Regions from separate parts of the Homo sapiens genome. Here region 1 is linked to region 2. The links are chromatin loops, found by intact Hi-C in ENCODE. Cell type or tissue: CD14-positive monocyte. All regions are shown on one strand. Each heading gives the region's core, and the rest is flanking DNA. Links, peaks and the distances in the headings are about the cores only. Region 1 overlaps LOC102724732 (a long non-coding RNA gene). Region 2 has its middle 58 kb from the start of TMEM100.

Region 1 (4,407 bases), core at 193-4,192, 79 kb after region 2:
TGTTTTTGCTGCAGGGCTGGATTCAGAGAGCACACAATGCCCAGTGTTGAAAGCCCCTTTTTGGAAGGAAGAACAGTTGCACATCTGGGAAAGGTTAGGGTCAAACATATAAATGAGGGGAGCGGAGCACATTACTCTGAGACACTCCGTCTGTGACGTCAATCACTGCTGGGTTTGGACAGAGGCTCTCTCTTGTGCAGCAGTCAGGGACCCATTAACTTTGCCCAGTGCCTGAGTGTTTATGTGGAAAATGTGAGGCCAGGAAGTCTCTCCTAATTATGATTTGGAGGTTGTCAAGCAGCTATTCTTTAGTAATTGGTTTCTGTCTTTTCTACCTTCCCAGCACCACTCAGTTTCTATTTTCTCTTTTGTTCTAGCCCTATTTCTCTCTTTCTCCTTCTCATCTGCTCTTAAAAAAAAAAAAAATCCATTATAGACCTTGGTGATTGCCTCCACTCTTCTCCTCTCCATGGCTGCAGGCCCAGCTGGGAAGTGAATTTTCAGAGCACATAGTCACATATAACATAGTGAGTGTCTGATTATCGATTACTTTCTTTTTCAAACTTCTGGGAGCAAGCCATACTCTACACAGGCACCAGCATGGCCACTCTCCACTGCCAAGTCATAAAGAGACAGGAAATTGGGCCAGCACCATCTCTTACCCTCTCTGGTATCAACCAAATCTAAAGAAAAGGATGGCAGATGCCAAAATCTGTATGTAGGAAAGTGTTCTCAGCCCGTATTTTTCCTCCCTATTCTTACCTCTATCCTATCCCAACACACCCAAGGCCATTATCACATACTCAGATAATAACTTGGAGAACTAAAAACCTGCATCTTGTCACTACCATTATTCTATGTTCTTCTGGGCCAGTGTGAGACACCCCAGTGCTCCACTGCCAACTCCAAGGGAAAAAATTGTTAACATCCCCTTATAACAAGTGATCATCTATATACAGATGACCCACTTTAAGAATGACTGACGATTGACAGTGCAGTTTAAGTTCAAGTCTACCTTTATGTTTGCTCAGCTACTTTCCCCACCACCCATTGATCAGCCTCCTCCTCACTAAGTGCTGCTGGGAAGCCTGAGAAAGGCAGAGAAGAGTAAAAACACTTGGAAAACACAAACAAAATTTAATGATAAAAATTTAATGATGCCAGCATCAACCAAGCAAGAACTGAAAGGCAAATAAGAAAGAGAGAGAGAGAGAAATATGTATATATTATTATTCATATTTCTATATATATACAATATACATTCATATATACAATATACATATATAGTATGTATATATACACATACATATACACACATGTATATATACACATACATATACACACACTATATATGTATATATACACACAATATATATGTATATTTATATATATGCACACACACTATATATCAGAGAGAGTGAGAGGTCTATACAGATACCAATATGGTTTGGCTGTATCCCACCCAAATCTCATACTGAATTATAATCCCCGTAATCCCCACATGTCAAAGGAGGGGCCTGGTGGGAGGTGATTGGATAATGGGAGCAGTTTCCCCCATGCTGTTCGCATGATAGTGAGTGAGTTCTCATGAGATCTGATGGTTTTATAAGGCAGTTTTCCCTGCTCTGGCTGGCTCTTCTCTCCTGCTGCCATGTGAAAAAGGTCCTTACTTCCCCTTCACCTTCCACCATGATTGTAAGTTTCCTGAGGCCTTCCCAGCCATGTGGAACTGAGTCAATTAAACCTATTTCCTTTATAAACTACCCAGTTTCAGGTAGTATCTTTACAGAAGTATGAAAACAGACTAATGCAGATATTTATTACCTAATTTTTAATTTATATTTTATTGATGTAAATGTTACATTTGATAATGTACACGTATCTTCAATAAACACCTTGGTAAATTTCCGTGCATGTGCACACACATGTGTATGTGTGTATGAATTAAACAAAGCTGTTTATCTATCTGTCTATCTAACTATAAAGCTTCCTTCATAACCTGCTCAATCAATACCCACCACTGGAGGGAACCACTATGCTGACTTCTGTCATCATGGATTAGTTTTGTCTGTCTTTGTCATCATATACATTGAATCATACAGTATGTACTCTTTTTGCCATCTGGCATCTTTTGGCCAATATAATATTTGTGAGATTTCCTCTTTGTTACATTTAACAAGATCTCTTTCATTGCTGTGTAGTATTCCATTATATGAATATACCACAATTTATCCATTCCACTGTTCAATCACTTAATTTTGAAAATATTATTAGTTCTTTAGGACAACCTGGCCTACTCATCTCCTTCAGTCAGGTACTAACTACACTACAGTAGACTCTACACCAGTGGTTTACAACCTCAGTTGTATGTTGGCATCATTTGAATACATTTTTACATTACTGTGGCTTTTAACTGTAGCTAGATGCTCATGGGGATCACGGAAACCTCTGTGAGAAGACATATCTCCCAAGAATTCCTATAATAATTCAAAGATTTATTTATTTTGATTTGGATTAGAGAATTTAAAATGTAATTATTTTATTTACATTTTATATAAATATATTTTATAGAAAATGTATTTATTTTATTTGTAATTAATTTATTGAATTATTCTGTGCTTATGTAGCATGATGTGGAGATGATGATGATGATGATGACATACATTACATGTTCATGCTTCCTGTACACCAGGCACTGTGCTAAGCACCATACACTTGCACTCTCTAGGTGGCTCACTATTGAAATCCCAGTACCTTGCACTATGGCTGGCACATAGCAGGTGTTCAAAATTTACTACGTAAGCAAATTTAAGTTGATCTCCACAACAACCTTTTGAAATGAGTTTCATTCTCTCTATTTTAAGAAGAAGAAAATTAAATGTCAGAAATTTAAAAACTTACCTGAAGTTACTGAGCACAAACATGGGGAAAAGTAGGAATCAAATCCAGGTTTTCACCATTCTACTAGTGTATCCTTGCATAAGGCCTAAAGATATGGCCTTTCTGGTAAGGTAGGAATAGGAGGAGAGCAGTGTTGATCCCAGATCAGAATTTGGATGACCTGGGTGGAATCTGAAAGAAATTTAGATACGAGGAAAAAGTGGGGTGCTTGTTTTCAATAACAATTGACTATGGGCAAGGCACCTTGCTCACTGGAGTGGGAAGGGTGAGGATATCTATTAATTTTCAACAACCTCTATAAGTTTGTTTTATTATCTCCACTTTATAGGTGAGGAAACTAAGGCTTCAGGACATTAAATATTATACAATACAAGGCCATGAGTTCACAAAAGTTGTGTAAGCACAGTTCTGAACTAGGTCTATCACATTTCCAGGTCCATGCTCTTTCTACTGCATCCTGCTGACAAGAAGGGAAAGTGTGGGAACTGATGGAGGTTCAGCAGGCTCTGTTGTCAGCCCAACAAAAGCACCAAAGAAGGTAGGAGGAAAATAGAAATTGAAATAATACATAAAGTTACAGCTTTTGTTTACTGAACACTTATGATATGCTAGAGAATGTACTAGGATTTTTCATGCGTTATCTAATTAATCTTCACAACAATCTCTGAGGAAGGAAGTATTTTTATTCCCGCATTATAGATGAGTCACTGAGAGTTAGAGAGGTCAAATCACTTACACAATCACTGTTACTAAACAGCCAAGCCAAGATTAGAAGTCAACCATTTGGCACCCAATTGCACACTCTTAACCCCTATGCTACCTGGACTCTTGAGGCAGAGATTGGGTAGAAGCAAAGCACCTACCCATGTGGGTAGAAGCAAAGCACCAGGAGAAGTTCCAGGAAGCTGTGGTATACCAGATCTAAGAGAACTCTAGGTCCAAGGCCAATCCATGGCATGGAGGTTAAATCTGTAGACCTGTGGTCATGACCTAAAGGTGATAGGTGAACCTAGGGACCAAACAGTGTATTTCCAGGGATCAAGATGGTTGAAAATGAAATATAAACAGTATGAATACGTTTTCAAGAATAGATAATGACCTTAAAAGTTGCAATTAGGTGAGGTTCCAGCTCCCTGGTTCTCCCAAACAAAAGAAAATCAGGAATAAGTTAAAGAATGTTTTAAGCCTAAACCAATATATTGATTGTTGTGAGATGCTGAACTGAGGACACTCCTTTAGGCCACCTAATAGAAGTGGTGAGATATCCTTGTGTTCATCACCTGTGCTTCTCAGACTTAACAATTTGCACTTAAAAATGTCAGCCTTACCTCAGCTCGACTATCTACTAAGACATGTGTATTTGTAATAGGCAACCTTAAATAGCTACATTCCAGACACTTCGTGGGGTTTATAATCTTGGAGAAGATAGTCTTGTGGAGTACTCTGCTGCCAAATACCTACCAAAAGCCTATCAGAGCAAAACAAAATTTGAGAATTATTTTTAGA
Region 2 (4,407 bases), core at 282-4,281:
GACAAGGGAGAAATGAAAAAGTACTCTAGATAAGGTGCCTGAGTAAACTGGCCTGGCTTGAGTAAAAAGTCTATATTGGAGAGAAAGAAGAGATTCATTTAGACTGAGAAGAAACAATGAGTAGAGAAGATGTGGCTGGAAATAAAACTCTGGCAAGGATAAGCACCAGTGAATCACCTGTTTCCTGGGTGGTCTCATGCAAGTCACTTAACCTGGATAGGTCTGAAAAAGAGACTAGAATGTGTGCATAGGGTTGGTCACCTGGCTACATCGTACCTAGGTTGTGTGGCAGTGTGGAGAGAAAGGAGTCCAACTTTCCCTGGAGAAACTTCTCTCAGAAACAGGTTTGCTCCAGCAATGTGTTTTATCACCCCAGGCATATGTTACAATGTTGGGATTTCCATCTGGATGATAACCATGTTGTGTGCAAAGGATTATGATCTGCTAGCTGTGGAGCAATTGGTGGTGTCTGTTCTAGACTCAGGCAGAATGCAAGCTCTTTGGTCTCCACATCATTTTCTTTTCTACCTCTCTCTAGATGCCAATGATGGACCAGTTTCTGGATGGATAGAGTTTGTTTCTTCAAATTCTTCTGTTCCCTTTGCGTGGTGTTTCTGGGTGTCCTGTGATGCTGATATTTCAATGATAGGCAAGTATGTATGTTCTTTGACACAACTTGAAAGTATCCGGGTCAAGAGATCTGGTCTCACTCACACATGGAGGCTTAATGAGATCCTGATGCTTAGATAAGCCAAAGCGCAGGCCCCTGGATTCCTTCTGGAAGGCCATGAATGCAACTGCCAAAGGGTCAAGCCCCTTTACCATCCTTTATCTATATACATGGAACATCTAGATTAAGAGCCATCAGAAGGCAGGCAGAATGACACACTCTTCGCTGATCTGGCAGCACCCACATACAGGTAGATACTTAATAAGAATCCTTGATAAAGGTCACATTTTCTTTCCAAAATCTCATTTCTCAAGTTCAATCAAGCCTATGGCCAGTTAGCTCAGTTAAGCCAAAAACAGGCCTAGTGGATATAGCCAGAAGAGGCTCAGTTATATCCTTATGAGGTACGGTACATAGAGTGGTTAGCTGTAGGGTTGCTCTTATTTCTGGGTCCTTGGGCTGATTAGGATCTCCAATGAGTTGGACCATATATAGTGGCAAAGAGAAGCCTGCAAAGGACATATGTAAACATTTCCGGGAAATAGTTCCTTCAAACCAACAACAACAACTACAACAACAACGATCTGGTTGAAACACTTCTTACCTGCAGAAAAATGGCATAGCATTGTTTCCTTTCTCTACATATTTTTTATGTTTCTTAGGGTTCAGCGTCTATTGTTTTGCTAAGTTTTCTAATGTGACGATTTCCATTAGATTTACACTACAAACATAATGCAAGCTGGGATTTTCAGATCAATTCCTTCACTCTGTTGTAATGTCAAAAGTTGAACACCCCTTGTGTCCCCGAATCTCTCTACATTTCCCACTTTCCTTACTGGATTCTGGGCTCTTGAAAGCATCAATTCTGTCTCTGTCTTTGCACTCCTGGCATCTGCTATCGTGGCTGGACCATACTCGGTTTTTAATAAGTGTTTCTTGAGAGAGTGAAGTACCAGACACCTAATGAGATCCTGATAAAAGGAGACCAAAAGAAATGAATCATCAACCATCCATTTATTCAACACATTTCTAGTGGAGGATATAGCAATTTTTAAAATCCCTGCCTTAAGACACCTTGCATTCATGATATTTTGTTGTATATAACCAGGGGTTGGGGGGTGGATGAGAGACAGGCTTTTTGCTGTATATGTATGATGCAGACATTATTTTTCCTCCACTCAAGGAAAAGTTGAAGACCTCTTTGGAGGTAGAGGAGGAACAATAAAAGGAGTATTAGCAAAGAAACCCCAAACTATTGTGGGGGAATTTGGGTTAAAATTATGCCTTTCTTCCCATCCTAAAGAGCAAGTAATGTTGTAGAATCGTTTATAGGAGAAAAACATGAGCTTTGGTTTCTGTATTTAGACAGCTTCATTCTTACCCAGACCATTTCCCCTTGTTTCCTCAGGCCTCAGTTTCTATGCTTGAAAATCGGGGAAAATAACTTCTCAGACATTTTGCAGGATAGATGTGAGATTGAGGAAGGAGAGCAAAGAATGTAAGCCCTTCATTAGATTTTAGGACATAGAATAATAGATAACTCTTCCCTGAGCTCTACCTGTAAATAGCCACTGTTCTAAGTCCTTTAAGCATTAGACTTCACTGTGAAATCAGCAATATTACTAACTGAGGAAAACGGAGTCTAAGGAGATAAATAATTTGCTCAAAGTCACCCGGCTAGGAAATAAGAGGTTCAGGGCAGAATGAGGAAGTAGGCAGCCTGGCTCTACAGACACTGGCCTCAGTGCTAGGTTGTACTTCCTCCAGGGAGAGCATGTGTACCCTGTCTTCTATGCTTCACCGATTGCTGAATATGGTAGAAGGACAAGATCTTTTCAAGGCTGATCCTCAATAGACTTTCTCATCTTCTTCACATTTTAGAGCATGCTCATCTGCCATGAAATAAAGTCTGGATGGAAAGACTGGGAGCCTGAGAAGCAGCCTCTGTAACAGTTTCATTTGTCTGCCTGGGAATGTAATGGCTTGGGGGTCCTTCTACCTCTTGGACTGAAGAGCAACTGACCTCGCTCCTTCCTGTCAATGATGGCATTCAACTCCAAGATCCAGAAATCAGTGCTTATGTCCCAAACACAAAAACCTGTATTATAAGGAGCTCACTGGTGCTTGCATCTGCACTTAATTGTAGAAAAAAATATAGAGGCCGACCTGTCCACTCACATACATAGCATGACATACAATGGCCATACAGGTGCAGAAACTTCCCAAAAGACATTGGTACACCTCTCTACATTGATTAGTGACAGAGATAAAGGCAGAGACAGAGACAGAGACAAGATGGAGAAGGAGATGGAGATGGACATAGACTAATACATAATGGGGTAAATGTCCCATTTGCCTTTAAAGATCAAGGACAAGGATATTTATTTAGTCATAGTTCTGGAAGGTAGAGGATAAAAGCCAAATTGTTGAAAACCTGGGCTCCTTCTGACATACTCTTTTGATTCCATGTCTTGGAATGCACTCTTGGCTTTTTTAACAACCCCTCAAATTGCTTCTCTTTCTTGATGCACCCACACTGCTAGTGTGTCAACAAAAGATTACAAATTCCTCCTCAAGAGAGCATCAGGGTCAGGCTCAGGCAATAAGGAACCACTTAGACCCAGATGACTAAGGCAAAAATTAGGCACACACAAAGGCAGTATAAAATCCTTAAGGTAAAAGTAAAAAATAAGATAGCCAGAACAGTCCTACTTGAGACTGTTGGAAATGATGTAACACATCATGAGTCCTTTCTTGCTGACCTTGATTCTTTTGGTATTATTATTATCAATACCCGGATTGATGTCATGTTCAACTGTCAATGAGTTAGCTGCAAAATAATTGGCATGCATCAGACTGGGGGATACTTCAGTGTTCCTGAGATGAATTGAGAGAGTGAACAGGAAATAATCTTTGAAGACCAGGAAAAAGCATCAAAGATAGGTAAGCCTGGAATGTCCTTAGGAAGGGGCCTTCCTAATCCTTCTGCCTTAAGAAGAATATCACATTGACACTCGGGCCTGGGAGGAAACTGAGGCCACATGAGGGAGAGGTGAGAGAGGAAAGAACTGCTATTTTTTTAATGTTATCTTCCTCTGAAGCGCTTATACATACATTGATTCAAGTTTGATTTTCACAAGCACCTGAGGTAGGTACTACCTCCATTTTTACAGATGGGAAAGTAGGCAAAATATAGGTAAAATCCATTATCTGAGATTACGCATTTGGTAACTGCTGTACCTGGAACCCAGACACCTCAATCCCATCCTTCTTTACTTATCCAAAGTCTCCCTCCCTAATGGAAAACTGGGGACCTGCCTAGGCTGAGAGTTTCTTAGAGAGGAAGCCACCTTGTGGGAGTTCTTTACTTGAAGTCGTACATGACACTCAGGTCAAGTAGACAGAAACAGCAGAGAATAAAGGTGGAAACAAAGATCAGATATGGGCGCCACAGCCAGTCTCTAGACCTGAGAAGGGTCAGGCACAGAGACAGAAACCAGAGTAAACACAGGGGCTGGAGAAGCAAACTGAGGAGTATGGGGACCATGGGTGAAGGGAAGGAAGGAGGGTGTTCTTGGGTGGATTTTTGGGAAGATGCTTTGGCCAAAGTGGGCTTTCATATGACCCTCAGCATTATGTGAGGCAAGGTCATCCGTGTTTAAAATTCCAGAGTTTGGTTCTTCTTGTTTGTTTTTGATAATTTACTCATTTCATTGAATTCCCACCCTTTTCAGGGT

What was found. Peaks named below come from ENCODE experiments on the same cell type or tissue, not always from the same donor. Only the 100,000 strongest peaks of a DNase experiment are listed, where the experiment ranks them.
Region 1: it touches region 2 in a loop (2.0-fold over the local background); 1 of 110 quality-filtered maps calls a loop at or near these places.

What each region holds. Positions count from the first base shown.
Region 1 is chr17:55,583,452-55,587,858 of GRCh38, reverse strand. It overlaps LOC102724732 (a long non-coding RNA gene), which reads left to right. Exons shown (of 3, transcript XR_429997.4): 2 at 3,336-3,439. Among named protein-coding and RNA genes, the nearest start is that of SMIM36, 74 kb to the right of the region's middle. In CD14-positive monocyte, for the core only: a CTCF peak has its summit at 1,991 (motif pointing right); a DNase peak (open chromatin) is centred at 3,628; H3K4me3 peaks cover 1,352 bases; H3K27ac peaks cover 1,325 bases.
Region 2 is chr17:55,662,458-55,666,864 of GRCh38, reverse strand. No RefSeq gene overlaps it. Among named protein-coding and RNA genes, the nearest start is that of TMEM100, 58 kb to the left of the region's middle. In CD14-positive monocyte, for the core only: no CTCF peak of the experiment used is centred there; a DNase peak (open chromatin) is centred at 2,404; H3K4me3 peaks cover 1,451 bases; H3K27ac peaks cover 2,247 bases.